Linked DNA regions of Mus musculus: regions 2 and 3 are each linked to region 1. A link is a loop called in an ENCODE intact Hi-C map of the cell type or tissue named here. Cell type or tissue: heart. All regions are shown on one strand.

Region 1 (5,000 bases):
TCAGGGGCCCATGCTGTAGGCATAGAAATCCTACTGAAAGCCTGCCAGTGTCTTCAGGCCACACTTTCGTGTTATCCTTGAGGACGAGGGTGTAACTGTTCGCTACAAGTAGTTAACACAGCTGTCACTCAACACATACCTTTTTGGGCTGAATTAAAATAAAATGAATTATGTTCTCTAAGAGTATAAACGGTCTGCCTTCCAGACATTTAGGTGGAACACACACACACACACACACACAGGCACAGAGGGAAGGAGGAAGGCAGAGAGAGGGGGAGACAGGGAGAGAGAAAGGAGTTACAATCAGGAATGAGAAATTTAAGTCAAAGGCAGGTCACCAGGAAGGACTGCTCTATCTAGGTTTGGGTAATCCTTTCACAGAGAATCTTCTACAAAGATTCAACAAAATTTTCCCAGAATTCAAGTGTTCTGTTAGTAACTCAGAAGAAAATTAGCCATTTCAAGAGACGCTTGGGTTCGTTTCATAAATTTTAGCTAGAACTCTGACTTCTTAGTACTTCTTTATTTCCTTCTTGGAAAGTTAACTACCTGGGTTGTAGTTTCTGTCACTGTCCTGCGTCAGTCCTAAGAGTGACGTTTGTTCTTTTGGGTTAGAACAAGTACACTGGATTCTAAGAAATATCTTCCAGGCTTTTCGAGTGTCACTGTCTGGTTCTAGATCAGGCCAGTACCCTTTGCATGAAGCACAAAGGGCTTAAGCCTCTGGTGTGGACGAACCCCAGCCCCCACACTCAGTGTTGAGATTGTTCATTGGACACTTAGGAGAATCTGAAGAGTCTTCTGTTTTAGTTTCAGACTCACTCTATAGACTTGGCTGCCCTTGAACTCACAGAGATCCTCCTGCCTCTGCCTTTCAAGTGCTGGGATTAATTGTGTGCACCACCATTTCTGGCCTGTCCACCTGTTTTAGATAGTAGACTGCTTGTTTGCTTGTTTGTCTTTGTCAACTGATGTAAGGTCAGGCCATAAGGATGAAGGAGCCTCAATTGAGAAAATGCTCCCATTACAGTGGCCTGTGGGCAAGTCTGTAGGATGTTTTCTTGATTGAACTATTGATGAAGGTAGACTCAACCCACTGTGAGCATGCCATATCAGGACAAGGAGTCCTGGGGTTTCTAAGAAAGCAAGCTGAGCAAGCCATGGGGACAGTTGAGCCAGTGGCTCTCCTGCCTGCGTGTCCTCCTGCGTGTCCTCAGCTTCCGTGCCTGACTCCAGGTTCCTCTCTTGAGTTCCTGCCCTGACTTTCCTTCGCGGCACACTGTAAGCTCTGAAATAAAGTTCCTGCCCAACTTACTTTTAGCAATAATAGAAGTCAAATTAGAACAGGCAGCCCATCTGAAAACATGGCCTGGATTAGGATCCTGGACTAGGGTTCTGATACTTGAGTTTTTTCCCGAGTTCTGCTAACAGCTCTAATTTGGGGTTCAATTAACCCTCTAACCTTGATTTCTCTACCAACCCCTTCTACTCCTGAAAGTGACAATGGTTACTGCACTTCCCCATTTAATTTGAGATCTGAGGGGGAAAAATGAGAGTGGGATAGGTAGAGAGATGACTCAGAGGTTAAAGGCACTTTAGCTGCTCTTCCAGAGAAACGGGCTTTGATTTCTAGCACCTTCGTAGCAGCCCACAGTCACTTTTGACCTCAGTTCCGGGGGATCCAGTGCCCTCTTTTGGCATCTACAGGCCTTTCACCCACATGGTGCACAGACACAGATATAGACAAAAATGCTCATGTGCGAACAATAAAAAATATGTTTGGCTTCTCTCTTCTTCCGTCATCTTGCACCCTGCCCCTGATTCGGCTTCTTGCGGTGTCTTCTCACAAGACTTTCAAAATCAAGTGATTCCTGGCCAAGAAACGAAAGCAACATTGTCCTGTTTCTCAATGGATTTGATGAAAACTGGTAACAAAATCAGATACAATTCCAAGAGAGGGCAGTGGGAGAGAAGGCAGCCGGGTCCATAAGGATTCACACAACGGCAAGACTGAGGGTTTATACTGAGTTGTGCTCATCGGGCAGTCCTACCAGATGGAGCTCAACATTTTTAACCTGGAGACTTGCTCATGTCTAAATTAGGGGTGTGGTTTGTCCAGTAATAAAATGTAGAACCTTTCAAAAATTATTTTTAAAGTATATATGCATGCAGAGTTAAAAGGTGCCCTGGATGTGGAAGACAGTGTTTATTCTGTCCACACGGGACATGAGCTGCTCCTCTCGCCTTGCGTTACAAGCTGGATGGCTCAGGTGACTTTGGCCAGACAGGAAGGAAACAGACGATGAAGAAAGAGGATTAAGCAAGAAGAATAGAAGTAGCAAATAGCGTTACCCATTTTCCTGTGTGCTAACTTGGAACAGTTCTTAATAAAAGAGAATCACTTTGTACCCAGAATGGTTTTCCTCCAGCATGAGAGAGGGTGGTTGAATCCTGAGGCCCGAATGAAGCAGCATCTCATGTATGTTTGACACTGGTCAGTTCCCTCTTCCAGTGGTAGCCCCTCAGTGGCTCACAGGGTCCATCCTGCTTTGACAAAGTTCTAGAAAGCAAATCCTAAGGACACTATTCAGTTCTGCCACTGTGCCCAGTGGCATTGTGCCCAAGGTTGCAGCTTGAGCAATGAATGATTTCCTGCTCCTAAGGTCACGCAGCAAGCTGTACAGCCCCAGGAGTCACCAGAGAGGCGTCGTCTTCCCCTGGTCCATCCCTGAGCCACAGTGTTGAAGGACTCAATTGTTTAGTTTATTTTCTTTTTATTGCACCTTCTAGGCACCAGACTCACTGGAGACATCCTGACACATAATGCCTTATCCAGCACAATGAGATGCCCTTTACCTAGTCTTATGAAGGTACTGCCTTCCCTCCAGAACAAACAACGGAAATGCATCAGGAGGGCTCAGCTGCAGACAGAATGCACCTCGAAGCAGGAGCCACTTGGGGATTCCTCGGATGAAAGCAGATTTCAATGAACATTGTGTTTCAAAGCTTGCTTCCTCTCACCCTGCAAGGACCACAGAAGGAACATCCCACTTGCGGCTGCTGACACAAAGGAATGCTGGGACTGGGAGATTTTATCCGACCTTCCTGTGCCGCAGTAACAGAGCTCCGGTTGTGTCTTATAAGAATGGCTCATTGTTTCTTGGGGACTACTGGCTCCTTTGGGTGGGATCTGATGGCATCTCTGGAGTTGGAGGTGGTAGGTGGTACCGGGAGACCAGCCAGCTACAGGCCCCACCTTGTCGGCTCCCTGGAAGCCACTTGGCATGGCTTTCCAGTGGTGGATGCTACATCACTTAAAATTTAAACACGATCTGTTTGCTTACTAGTGTCTTCAGCTATACAAGCCAGGGAAATAGAAGTGATATCCAGGGTAAATTTGTTGGCAGAAAGTGTTTTGTTTTGTTTTTTTTCTACCGCCCCTCCAGCTGTTTGATTATTGACAAAACTGAGAAGCCTCAGAAAGTGTTTTGAAAATAGAAATGTAAGGATTGAAATCCGTATCTGGAGGGTTTAGATGCCTATTTGTGAGTATTTTTAGCTTGCATGACATAACCTCAAAAATGCATATTTGTCCAGTGAGGATGAACTCCCAGTTTTAAACCACCACAATTATAATGAAGAATATAAATTGATAACATTGGGCTAGTTAAAGTGGGCCAATCTTAGATACCGTCTCCTTTTTCTCAGAAAGTTTTTGGTTGTCTATCAGTAAAGAAACCATGATGGTTACGTGGCTGGCTACGTGGAGGACAGGATTTATTCTCTTCCTTTTCTTCTCCCTGTTCCTCGAGGCCTGCCGACACTTGTGATACATGAGAATCCTAGCATTGTCAGTAACAGCACATGGTAAGGAGTAAGGGTAACAACCATGACTTCTCCACAAAAGGAAAGGTCACTTGTCTGCCTGTAACTTTGTCCAGGTTTACAGGATAACAATATCACCAAACACCTTCTTTGTTCTGAACATCCTTACTGAAATTTCCACATATTGACATTAGCTATGAATATATTTATCTCCCCTTAGTGAGCTATGGGCAATTCAAGAAGGAGAATCCTATTTCCATTCATCTTTCTATTTCCAGTGTCTAGAAAATATCATATCCCTAATGATTGGCTGGGTGGTTGGATGCCTGTGCTATAGCATCTAACATAGTAACCAGTGGGGATTCATGTATCTAGTGACTGGGTGGGTGGTTGAATGTCTGTGTTATATCGTCTAACATAGTAACCAGAAGGAATTTGACTCAGGCTCTCTATGTCCTCCTTGGCATAACTGCACATGTAAATCAGTGATGCTTGTATTGGTCTACCCTTAGATGCACAGAATCCAGAGATTTTTCAATATCACATTGTTTTGCTCCTTTGGTTACAGCTGAGATGAGGTACAATGAGAATCGCATATATAGTCACGTATCTAGGAAATATGCCACAGCTCTCTGTTAAAACTCTAGATCTTTGATTGGCAATCAAATGCTCCTTGCATTATGTTGCCTTCTTTGATTCTCCTTGTTGGAGACCCTGAGGAACAGGGCACCCTGAGGAACAATCTCTCTACTGGCTGATCTGGGCAGTGGGCGATCAATCCAGGCCAGAGAGAAACCAGTGAAAAGACAGGCTTGGGGCTTCAGCATTCACATGCTCGTGCTGTAAAGAAAACTAACAAGAATGCTATTCAGGCTGGAGCCATTCAGTGTCTCCCTCAGATATCCCACTCAGAACTTACTGGCTGAAGGCTGGGTTGCCTAGGTAACCTCTGGAGACAGCCATGCCTAGCTCTACTCCACTGGCGAGGGTTTCTGTTTGATGTGGAAAAATCAGGTCTTCAGAAGCCTTATCCAGAGAAGCATATTCCTGTCTACTTACCAGTGAGGCTGATCTAACGATTGCATCTCCAGATCTTCCTGCTACAAGGAAATGTTCCAAACATATCCCTTCTGATAACCTGGTTGCTTCTTAGAAATCAGTTTACATCAACATTT
Region 2 (5,000 bases), 130 kb before region 1:
GCAGTAGTGTGTTTCTTAAAACTCCATGCAACACTGTACATTTATTACATATGGCCTGACTCTGCTTTACATAGTAGGTTTATTGGATATTTATTGCATTACAGCATGACTCTGTGCTTTACATAGTAGGTATTACTTATTTAATCTTCACAGTAACTCCGTAAGAGTCATTATTAACTCTGGGTTCCATAGCATAGGTGGTGGTGGTGGTGGTATTATAGAAGTTAGGAAACACACGATATAGTATGTGAAGTTGAATTTAGAGATCCAGAGGTCTGGTCCAAACCAGGAATTCTGACCTCAACGAAAATGTGTCGAACTGAAAAGGAGTAACTCCAGAGTATAAAGTTATTTTTATGTAAGGTTCTACGCTTTACTGAAATGCCTTTCCTCCTCCTCTTGCTTTCCTCAACCTCTTCTTCCTTTTCCTCCTCTTCCTTCTCCTCTTCTTCCTCCTCTTCCTAGTCCTCTTCCTTCTCCTCCTCCCCCTTTATCATCATCTTTTTCTTTTTCTTCCTCCTCCTCTTCCTCTTCTTTTATAGACATCTCACACTGTTATACCAAGCTAAATCACAATCCTCCCTCATCCTCCAGAGGGTACAGGTTTATACCACCACACCTAGTGCTGTTACAAAAGTATTATAAAAGCCCATAATACAATCCAAAGTTTTAGAGAGGGGGTTATATTGTTATATAGCCCTGCACTAATATCTGTTGTAGGGGAGGATTTTTTTTTCCTCTACCCGAATCAGATCTTATGAAGCAAAGATTTGTATAATCTTTCACACTTGCCAACACTGCTGCACAATGCAGAGTGAATTACATGTTCTGCCACAGCCCTCTCTCCTCCACTCTCCCCCACCCACTGCTCTGCAGTCTTCAAAAACAGTCTACTTTTCTACCAGGGAAAGAAAAAGAGACTATTAGTTTGTGCTGGACAAAGTAAAGGAATTACTGAGCTAACTACAAGCTGGATACATGTAGAATCAATATAATTTTCCATTGGCTGGCTCAAAAATGTATTCAAATCATGTAGTTTTTGAAATGCTAACCATTGGGATTTAGTTCCTAATAGGAAGGTTTGGGGGATACTTTCCCTGATGAATATCCCCATTAGTGAATTTGAATAGCAAATTGCCTGTAATCATACACAGCAATCTTCATGTTTTATTCATGGTTCCAGAAGGGCATGTGTGTTTTGTCCCTCTACTGGGTAAGACCACAGAAAAGTAGACGAAAAGCAAGGTAGGGAGAAACAGCTGTGTCCTGTTAGTTGATAGACTCTTATTTTAGGATTTGCCTGTGAATTTTAATTCATTCTCAAGTACCCAGAACCCGACTTGGAGGTAGATTCTTGTTAAAAAACATGACAATGCTTAAGAATCATAGATTTTTGTATGAGTCCCTTGAAGCAATACATTAAATAAATGCACAGTGGCTATCTGGGGGAGTTCATGATTTAATTGAAACACATGGAGGCATGCAGAGTGACATTTCACTCACGTGCTGAGTGAGCTCCAGGTTCCTTGTCCAGGTAAACAGCCCATCTTTGTAACAGTAAGACTAGAGGTAGAGAGTAACACAGGCTTCCTACCAGAATAACAATGGCTCCTTCTGCATAGTACTCTCCTAGATGCTCAAATGTCATTTCTTGTTGTTTTCTTGACAAAGCTAGATCTTAATATCTCCACTTTATTCCTCAGGAGAACAAGAGGTATAGAGAATATTGGAACCTGTACAGAGAAGAGAATGTGATACGAGACTGGGGATTGGGGAGGGGGGGTCGCATTCAGAATCTTAGCCACACCACTGAGGGCCTCTGCGGACTGTAACAATCAGACTTACCCTCCTTATGCCCATCCTTGACAGACTGGGAAAAGGCCTCACAGGACTGCAAGAGCCAAAGGCAGGAAAGAACTTGAGAAGTTCACTTAAATTTTCAGGAAGCTGTGGCGTGCACCTTTGGAAACTGTACCCTGTGTTTAGGATGTCTTCTTCAGTTTCCCCTTTTCAACATTCAGTGGCTCAGGACGCTCATTTCTGGGTTTTGTTGCTACAGCCACAGGGTCCTGATCAAGACAGTAGCATTGTGACTAAAGGCTGAGCTCTGGGAGCAGCCTCACATTGACCTAAGTTATCTGTAGTTCTCAGGTGTAATAATGTAACTATGCATGTAGCACAGGCACGGTCCTGCTGTATTGGTGATGCCTGTTTGCTCTTAGGGTTTTTGGACACATGTTCGCCAGCCGCGTGAAACTGTCCATTCCAGTACAGAATTCTTATCACCCACAATGAGTGTTTACTGGTCTCCCTACTACAGATGCTCGGGCACTCAGGTGTATCTTCATGGTTTCACACACTCAACTGTGTTTTCCATAGAAAACACTGCAGGGACCTCCACCCACCCAAACACAATTTATATTTAGTTCTTAAGACAAGAACTTGCTTGATCAAGACTAAAATCAAAGGGAAGATGAGACTGGTGGAGCCTGGCCAGGGAGGAAGGAGCCGAAAAGTCCTGGTGGTGGAGAAACTGCAGAGAAACCTCTGACCCTGGAGCTCATGCAGAGAAGCAACAGCAACCTCGAGCTGACAGAGTTGTATTAGACTATAAATGCTTCCAAATATCTGTTGCCGGGAAGTGGATGACATGGTAAATTGCTCCACAGATTGACTACTCAATTCAGTGATTTCCTGAGTCAGGGGTTGCCAGAAAAGCAAGCCCTGGGATTGCTGTCTCCAGGCCTGCTTCCTCTGTTTCCTGCTGTAGGAAGGCCTGTTTCCTGCAGAGAGACGCCTGATTACAGAGCACTATTTTAGAAGGCTGCAGCCTAGGTGACCCGTCAGGATTTTTGTTTGATATTGATTTGAATAGTGTGGCAACCGTGGACATCACAGGAGTAGAGATTCTTTTAAAAAGTGTGAAGTGGTTCAAAAGCAAACACGATTAGGGATGGGAGGTGGACAGCTTTCATCTCAGCAATTTTGGAGCGTTGGGTTTTGTTTTGGGGAATGGCCCTCTTTTCATCACAGCACGGTGGGTTTTGTTTGGTTGGTTGGTTTTGTTACTGTTGTTGTTGTTGTTTTTAATCAGAACTGAATTTTGAACAATGAGGGTAATATTTGTCTGTGACCAGATCTGAACTAAAGCCTGCCTTTGAGAGGAAGCATCAAGAGGCTGGGGTAAGACGACCTTGAGCCACAGCAGGGGGTTCTGGAGGAAAAGCTGCTTTCATCTCAGTTCAGAACTGCTTTTCTATGCATTCTGGCAGCAATTCTTACCTCACAACCCAAATGAAATGAGAACAATTATCAAACGATGCCAGAAAAATAGCTAACTATCTGTATGAAAACACTACTAGAGTCTTCCTTGATGTCAAAGTCAAAAATTGATCAAGGTGAATGAAGTCATTGTACACACTAAAACAGCTGGAGAGAAACTGAAACAGAGTAAGTTGTTTGTTTGATCTTGCTATGGAAATGAGCTTTCTAAGAAAGAAAAAGGGAGCGTCAAGGGGAAGATTGCTACAATTGATAATGTAAAGAAAGAGCATGCAGACATCTACATGTCTATGAAAATGTCAATCAGTTTTCAATAAGCAGAATTGTTGAATACTTTTGGCAACACATATAACACTGTTACTGTCATTACAAGACAGACTCTTATAAACAGCAAATATATATATATATATATATATATGTATATATATATATATATATATATATATATATATATATTAGGTAAAAATACTTAACCGTTGAGAAATACAAGTGGCTAATAAGCAAACAGTTCAAGGTCATTCCTTGATAATTAAAGGAATGAAGAGGGAGCCAAGAGGATGTCAATTTTTCCCATCAAATCAAGAGAGGTAAAATATTGATATCCTGTGAGACACTGAAGGTAATACTGACAAGGATAAAGATAAATACAATTTTCTGAAGAGCAATTTAGTGTATTTACTTTCTTAAAAGTCTTAAAAGCATTGTCCTTCGATTCAGAGATTCTATTTCTTAGGTTACCCTAAAGGAAAATGATAGACATGCAGAATGAATTACATCCAACCAGAGTCACATGACATCATGTCTTGGTACTGGGAACACCACCAATGTTCAATACCAGGGACATAAATGATAGAGCCACATGACAACTTGTAATGCAATTGTTAGAAGGCATGTTTCTAAAAATGACAAATGGAATCCTGGAAATGTGGGTTTTTTTTTTTAAATAAAATAAAACAAGAAGAATATAAAGCAATGTGTTCTAAATACTGAAAGAGGAGGAAGGCATAGTCAAATAAGAAAAATAATGTATCTATTAAGAAAAGGACACATGGCCCACACCAGAAGTTAACGAAAGTTTGTGGTTTTTTTTCTGTTGGAGGATAGCGGATATTTTACATATCATCTTTATATAGTTTTCTGATTTCCAATTTTTTATAGGCAGAAAGAAAACTCACAATAATTGTTCCTTTATAGATTGTTAGTGTTGCTGTTGTCATCATTTGGAGCACACAGAACGCGAAGCTGCTGCGGTAGAAGACAAGTGTTTGGAGCGGCGTCTGCCGATTGAAACACAGGCCGTATTTGTTCTTTCTAATTGGGGCACTAGAAAGCACTCTGCGAAGTTGGCCAGGATTTTATCAGTTGCCTCTCTGAAATAGTACCTTTAGCTTGTTACAACCCTCAGCAAAACAAACGGCTGCTTTCACGGAATCACGTGGAGATTGGAATAGGGTCCTCTAGGATTTGTTCTTCACTACAGGAGTTCTTGGTTAATCTGACTCACCTGTGTCTCACATCTGGGTGGATACCCCATCCACACTTCCTGAGCATCAGTCCGGAAGTGGGTTTTTACTTTTTGATTTGTTGTTGTTTGTCTTCATTGACATGGGCGCTAAGAACAGAGGCAGATGGAGAGCGTGTCCTGGAGAGTGGGTGGCTCAGCACACCAGGGCCATGGTTCCATGACGTCATCAAGCAGAGTCGGCTTATTCCAGCTT
Region 3 (5,000 bases), 210 kb before region 1:
AAATTTACATTAATTCTTCAGTTAGGATCTAAAATAATGAGCTTCATGATGACCTTGCCATATATAACTGCAGCTGTACTGAGCTCCTCTTACAAATACATTTTAACATTGCCTGTTGACTATCTTTACCTCCGACACTAATGGGGCTAACACTTTTATGAAGCCAGCAGAGTCAGAACTTTCCAGAAGCTCATATACAGCTATGCTCCTCTGATGTTTTAAGTGATCTCTTGCTTTCAGCCCACAATGGCTTGCTTCCTTTTATTTTTGGAAATCATCTACTTTGGAAATATTTATATTTCTTATATTTATATTTTAAGAGTAGCATCTATTAAATAGTTATTTCACTTAGAAATCAGACTCATTCTGTTTGGGGATGATATAATTACAATAGACAATGTGGATATGCAAATGTATTTTCAGCAGATAAGTAAGGACAAAACTGAATGACCATAGGGAGTTTCTGGCTTGAAATTAATTTATTCTCCTAAAAATATTTCTTGTTTTACTTAACTGTTCTTTATTAGAACACAATAGACCCAATGTAGACAAAGTCTCACCCCAATCCTGACAAACAACTCATCTTCAGGGGTCCTGTTTTTCTAGCTATTAAATGAAGGGACCATTTTGTGGAGGAAATAGTTCTAAATGGTTAGGGTGAGTAAAGTATTGTGTTTTCTGGAGTCTTGCATGCAGTTGTTTTGCCGTGGTACATAATTTGGTGGAATCTAATTGTATACTGAGGCCAAGTTCTTCTGAATAGCATCTCAGCATCTTCCTACTGTGGTTTTAAATTGCTTTTCTGTCTCATTTCCCTCCTGGCTTCCTCCTGGGCTCTTGCTTCTTTCTCAGTGTTGCTAAAATGTCTTCTCTTGGGGAGATAGAAACAATGTCTACCCTTCCCACAGAGGTCCAAAGGACAAAGGGAGGCATGGATCCACCAAATATTGACTCTGGGGCAATCTGTGAATTTATTAGGCTTACTGACAGAGCAATGGAGTTTGGAGACAGGATCATGTACAGCCTTAAAGCCACCACACTGGAATATCTGTATCCAACATGAATGGTAACTGCCCCTTTGGCTATAGGTGGGACCCCTCCCCAGTCCTTTCCAGTCTATAAACGCCAAGCTCTTCTTTGATGTCATGTGCAATTAGGGCAGACTAGCATACGCCTAATTGGAAGGAGTTGCTGGATACCCAGGTGATGGTCCTGTGACCCTCCCTGACCATCCTTCTATGAGGGACGGGGAAGAGTCAACAAGCCCAGCTGTGGAGATCCTTTGTAAGTTTATACAGGTGAACTTCATGAAGATGGTGGCAGATTGGCTCTGTGGATGCTCTCAGTGAACTCTTGACTCTGGGCTTCCTCCTCCCCATCACCCTGAGATGCTGCACATACTTAAAAAAAGAAAAATAACATCAACAACATATTTTGTTTTGTTTTCCTATCTCCAAAGTTAGGGTCCTGATGTGGGAACAGGTCTGGCCTCTCAAACACAGTGAAAGCAGCAAACACCTGAGAACAAGAAAGATGAGCTAACAAATAAACTTGACCAAGACACAGCTACATGCTTGTTTGCAGCACCGCCCCGGGCAATGTCCGGAATTGAAGCAAGATGCACACAGAGATCGATAGCAAAATGGACACGGCCCTTGAAGCAGATAGTTGCCGAGTCGACCCTGGAAAGTAGCATAAGAGGCTGGGAAACGTGTTAGGCAACGCGTTTTGGATGGCAACCCACTTGAGCTTTGGAGAGCCCGCGAAGATAAAACATTCTGAAATATTAGTTGTCTTGGGAAATTGGGGTACAGAAAAGAGAGCGCTTTTGTATCACAAGATGGCTTGGAAACGGATAGATCGCCACTAGGTGACGCTGTTTCTTCATCTGTGAATCTTTCTTGTCGCATCTCCAACCCCACTCCCGACAGCCTGCAGCTTGGGTCAGTGCTGTCTAAGGTCGCTGCTTGGGATCCATCTTTGCCCTGCCGTGGCTGGAGCAAGGCCAGAATGAAAGACACCTTAGTTTCCCTTGGATTCCTCCGTTGTAAAACACGGGGTCCTGCAATTGGTGATTCTGAAACACTTCTCCATTTACTTTTCTTATATGCATCTATAACTTTAAAATGCTAAGGCTGGGCACGTTCTGCCTTTTTATATAAGCAAACAAGCAGACACTTGCACACAAGTGCCACTCCTCAACCAAATCTCAGTTAGATAATTAGACTGAAAACACACTGGGCAAGGATCGGATGAACACTGGCACACCTGTATGCACTGGCATGTTCTTGAGCTTCCTACACAGTTCCCATGTAAGACCTCAGTTATGTGCTCAGCGAGGGTAGAGCTATGGAGAGTCTTAGAGGTTTCACAGACCGTTCACCAGAGGGAAAAGCTGTTCTGCAACCATACCTCTTTAGTTCTAGAACTTTCTTCTTGGCTCTGGGTCAGCTGGACCCTGGGCTTCCTTGTGTGAGTTATGGAATTTCACACAGGAGTTCTGCTTGCTTAAACCTCTTGTGATCACTGATGGACACGGACACCTAGCTCCGGTGTGAGCTGTTTCCTGCCTTCATCTCTAGCAGAGATCCAAGAAGGGTGGCTTGCTCCAGATGTTTTCCATCCTGTGGTTGTTATGCCAAGGCAAGAATACAGCAGTGGGGCCAATCATGTTGCTGCGTACATTTCTGGGCCAGCGTTCCTTGTCTCTTCTTGATGCTAGTCATTAATGGAGCCTGGATCTGTTCAGTGCAGACAGGCTGTTTTCCCTTGGCCAGCTGGAAGGTTGATTGTCTGCTCTGTCTTACAGGATTTGTAAGAACCAGATGCCCCTTGTAAACAAGATTGCCCACCCGTAGCCTACCATGAAAATGCCACCTCAATAGGAGGAGAGACTTGGAGAAATCTAAAGAAATTTGGCAACATGAATCTGGGATGGGGTAGAGAAAATTTGAAAGCACAGATATTTAAGTCTACTACTTTGCAATCCTGGTTCGTGGTTTTTTTTTTTTTTTCCATTTAAGTGATGTTGGATTTCAACTTTGTCTTTTCTTCATCTAATGTAATGGTAAAAGTTTTATTTTTAATAAATATTAAAGTTCCCATTCTTTAAGAAGATAAAAATAGCAATAATCTCCAAATGCACCAGCCCCCCACTCCTCTCCCCTCTGCCCCCTGCCTCTCTCCCCTCTGCCCCCACCCCTTTCCCCTCTGCCCCCACCCCTCTCCCCTCTGCCCCCACCCCTCTCCCCTCTGCCCCCCCCCCGCCTCTCTCCCTTCTGCCCCCACCCCTCTCCCCTCTGCCCCTATCCCTCTCCCCTCTGCCCCCACCCCTGTCCCCTTTGCCCCCTGCCTCTCTCCCCTTTGCCCCCACCCCTCTCCCCTCTGCCCCCTGCCTCTCTCCCCTCTGCCCCCATCCCTCTCCCCTCTGCCCCTCTCCTCTCTGTCCCCTGCCTCTCTCCCCTCTGCCCCCATCCCTCTCCCCTCTGCCCCTCTCCTCTCTGCCCCCTGCCTCTCTCCCCTCTGCCCCCACCCCTCTCCCTCTGCCCCCACCCCTCTCTCCTCTGCCCCTCTCCTCTCTCCCCTCTGCCCCCACCCCTCTCCCTCTGCCCCCACCCCTCTCTCCTCTGCCCCTCTCCTCTCTGCCCCTTGCCCCTCTCCCCTCTGCCCCCACCCCTCTCCCTCTGCCCCCACCCCTCTCTCCTCTGCCCCTCTCCTCTTTGCCCCCTGCCTCTCTCCCCTCTGCCCCCACCCTTCTCCCTCTGCCCCCACCCCTCTCTCCTCTGCCCCTCTCCTCTCTGCCCCCTGCCTCTCTCCCCTCTGCCCCCACCCCTCTCTCCTCTGCCCCACCCCTCTCCCCTGTACCGATGGCCCAGCATCTCTCTCACTAGCTCAGTTCAGCTCCAGTGTTCACAGCTAACAAGGTTTCATTAATGTGGAATGGGAATTTGGCCTTTGCTTCCAAACAAGGCGCTGAGCTGGTGCAGCCTCAGCAGGGGAGAGCTTTCCCTTTCTTCATCTCTGTGCTTCCCTGGTGTGTAATCTTGTCTTCTGAAATAGTTGTAATCAGAACAAATTACCTCAAGAGCGGGAATGAAAAGATCTCACAGCCTTTGTGGGTATTTTGGTTTTTTTTTTTTTTTTTTTTTTTTTTTTTTTTAGTTTTCTTTAACAGCTGGCACCTTCCCTCAGTAATTGAAAATGATCCAGGAAATTTGTGTGTCCTTGGTAACATTTCTCTTGAGCATGTGAGCTGGGCTTTTAAGGTGACAGCCTTGTTTCAGCTGGTGCAGGGGGACCTGGGGAGAAGAGAAACCTGTCTCCTGGCCTGGTCCCCTTCCCTTAAGGGGAACAGAATAAAAAAGTTTTAAACAATTGGCTGTTGGGGCCTGGGGAAAGAGCCACGGGTTTATGAATCTAGACCCAAATCTTATGAGCCACAAGACAGGTTGATTTCCGAGAGATGGTGTCCTAGTTAGGTCTTATTTTGTTTTATTTTTTTTTTTTGTCAACTTGGCACAAGCTACAGTTATCTGGTAAGAGGAACCTCAGTGGAGAATCCACCTCCATCAGATTGCCTTTAGGCAAGTCTGAAGACATTTTCTTGGTTAATTGTTAACATGTGCAGCATAACCCTGGACAGGTGGTCCTGAGTTGTTTAAGAAATCAAGCTGGACAGACAAGCCATGGAAAGCAAGCCAGTAAGCACCACCATGGTCTCTGCTTCGGTTTCTGCCTCCAGGTTCCCGCCCTGCCTGAGTTCCTGTCCTGACTTCCCACAGTAATGAACAGTAATTGGGTCGCGTACGTCGAACCCTTCACAGTTGTTTTTGGTCACAGTTTTTATCACAGTAACAAACAGCGAAGACAAAGGGAGAAGCTGTTTGAGTTCACTGCTGTTCAGTGGGTGTCGGTCCCTTGGGAAAGGAGACTGAAGGATCAGCGTAGGAGTTTACGATGCCCCTGGGACATGCTTAGAGGAAACACCTGGCAGTTCAGGT

Evidence for each region. Peaks named below come from ENCODE experiments on the same cell type or tissue, not always from the same donor. Only the 100,000 strongest peaks of a DNase experiment are listed, where the experiment ranks them.
Region 2: a loop joins it to region 1, with 5 times the contacts of the local background. A loop is called at or near these places in 5 of 42 quality-filtered maps.
Region 3: it touches region 1 in a loop (4-fold over the local background); 8 of 42 quality-filtered maps call a loop at or near these places.

The regions. Positions count from the first base shown.
Region 1 is chr10:21,676,246-21,681,245 of GRCm38, forward strand. No RefSeq gene overlaps it. Among named protein-coding and RNA genes, the nearest start is that of Gm5420, 12 kb to the right of the region's middle. In heart, a CTCF peak has its summit at 2,672; a DNase peak (open chromatin) is centred at 2,946; H3K27ac peaks cover 1,069 bases.
Region 2 is chr10:21,542,938-21,547,937 of GRCm38, forward strand. No RefSeq gene overlaps it. Among named protein-coding and RNA genes, the nearest start is that of Gm33892, 26 kb to the right of the region's middle. In heart, no CTCF peak of the experiment used is centred here; a DNase peak (open chromatin) is centred at 2,724.
Region 3 is chr10:21,463,656-21,468,655 of GRCm38, forward strand. No RefSeq gene overlaps it. Among named protein-coding and RNA genes, the nearest start is that of Aldh8a1, 89 kb to the left of the region's middle. In heart, no CTCF peak of the experiment used is centred here; a DNase peak (open chromatin) is centred at 1,926; H3K4me3 peaks cover 430 bases; H3K27me3 peaks cover 259 bases.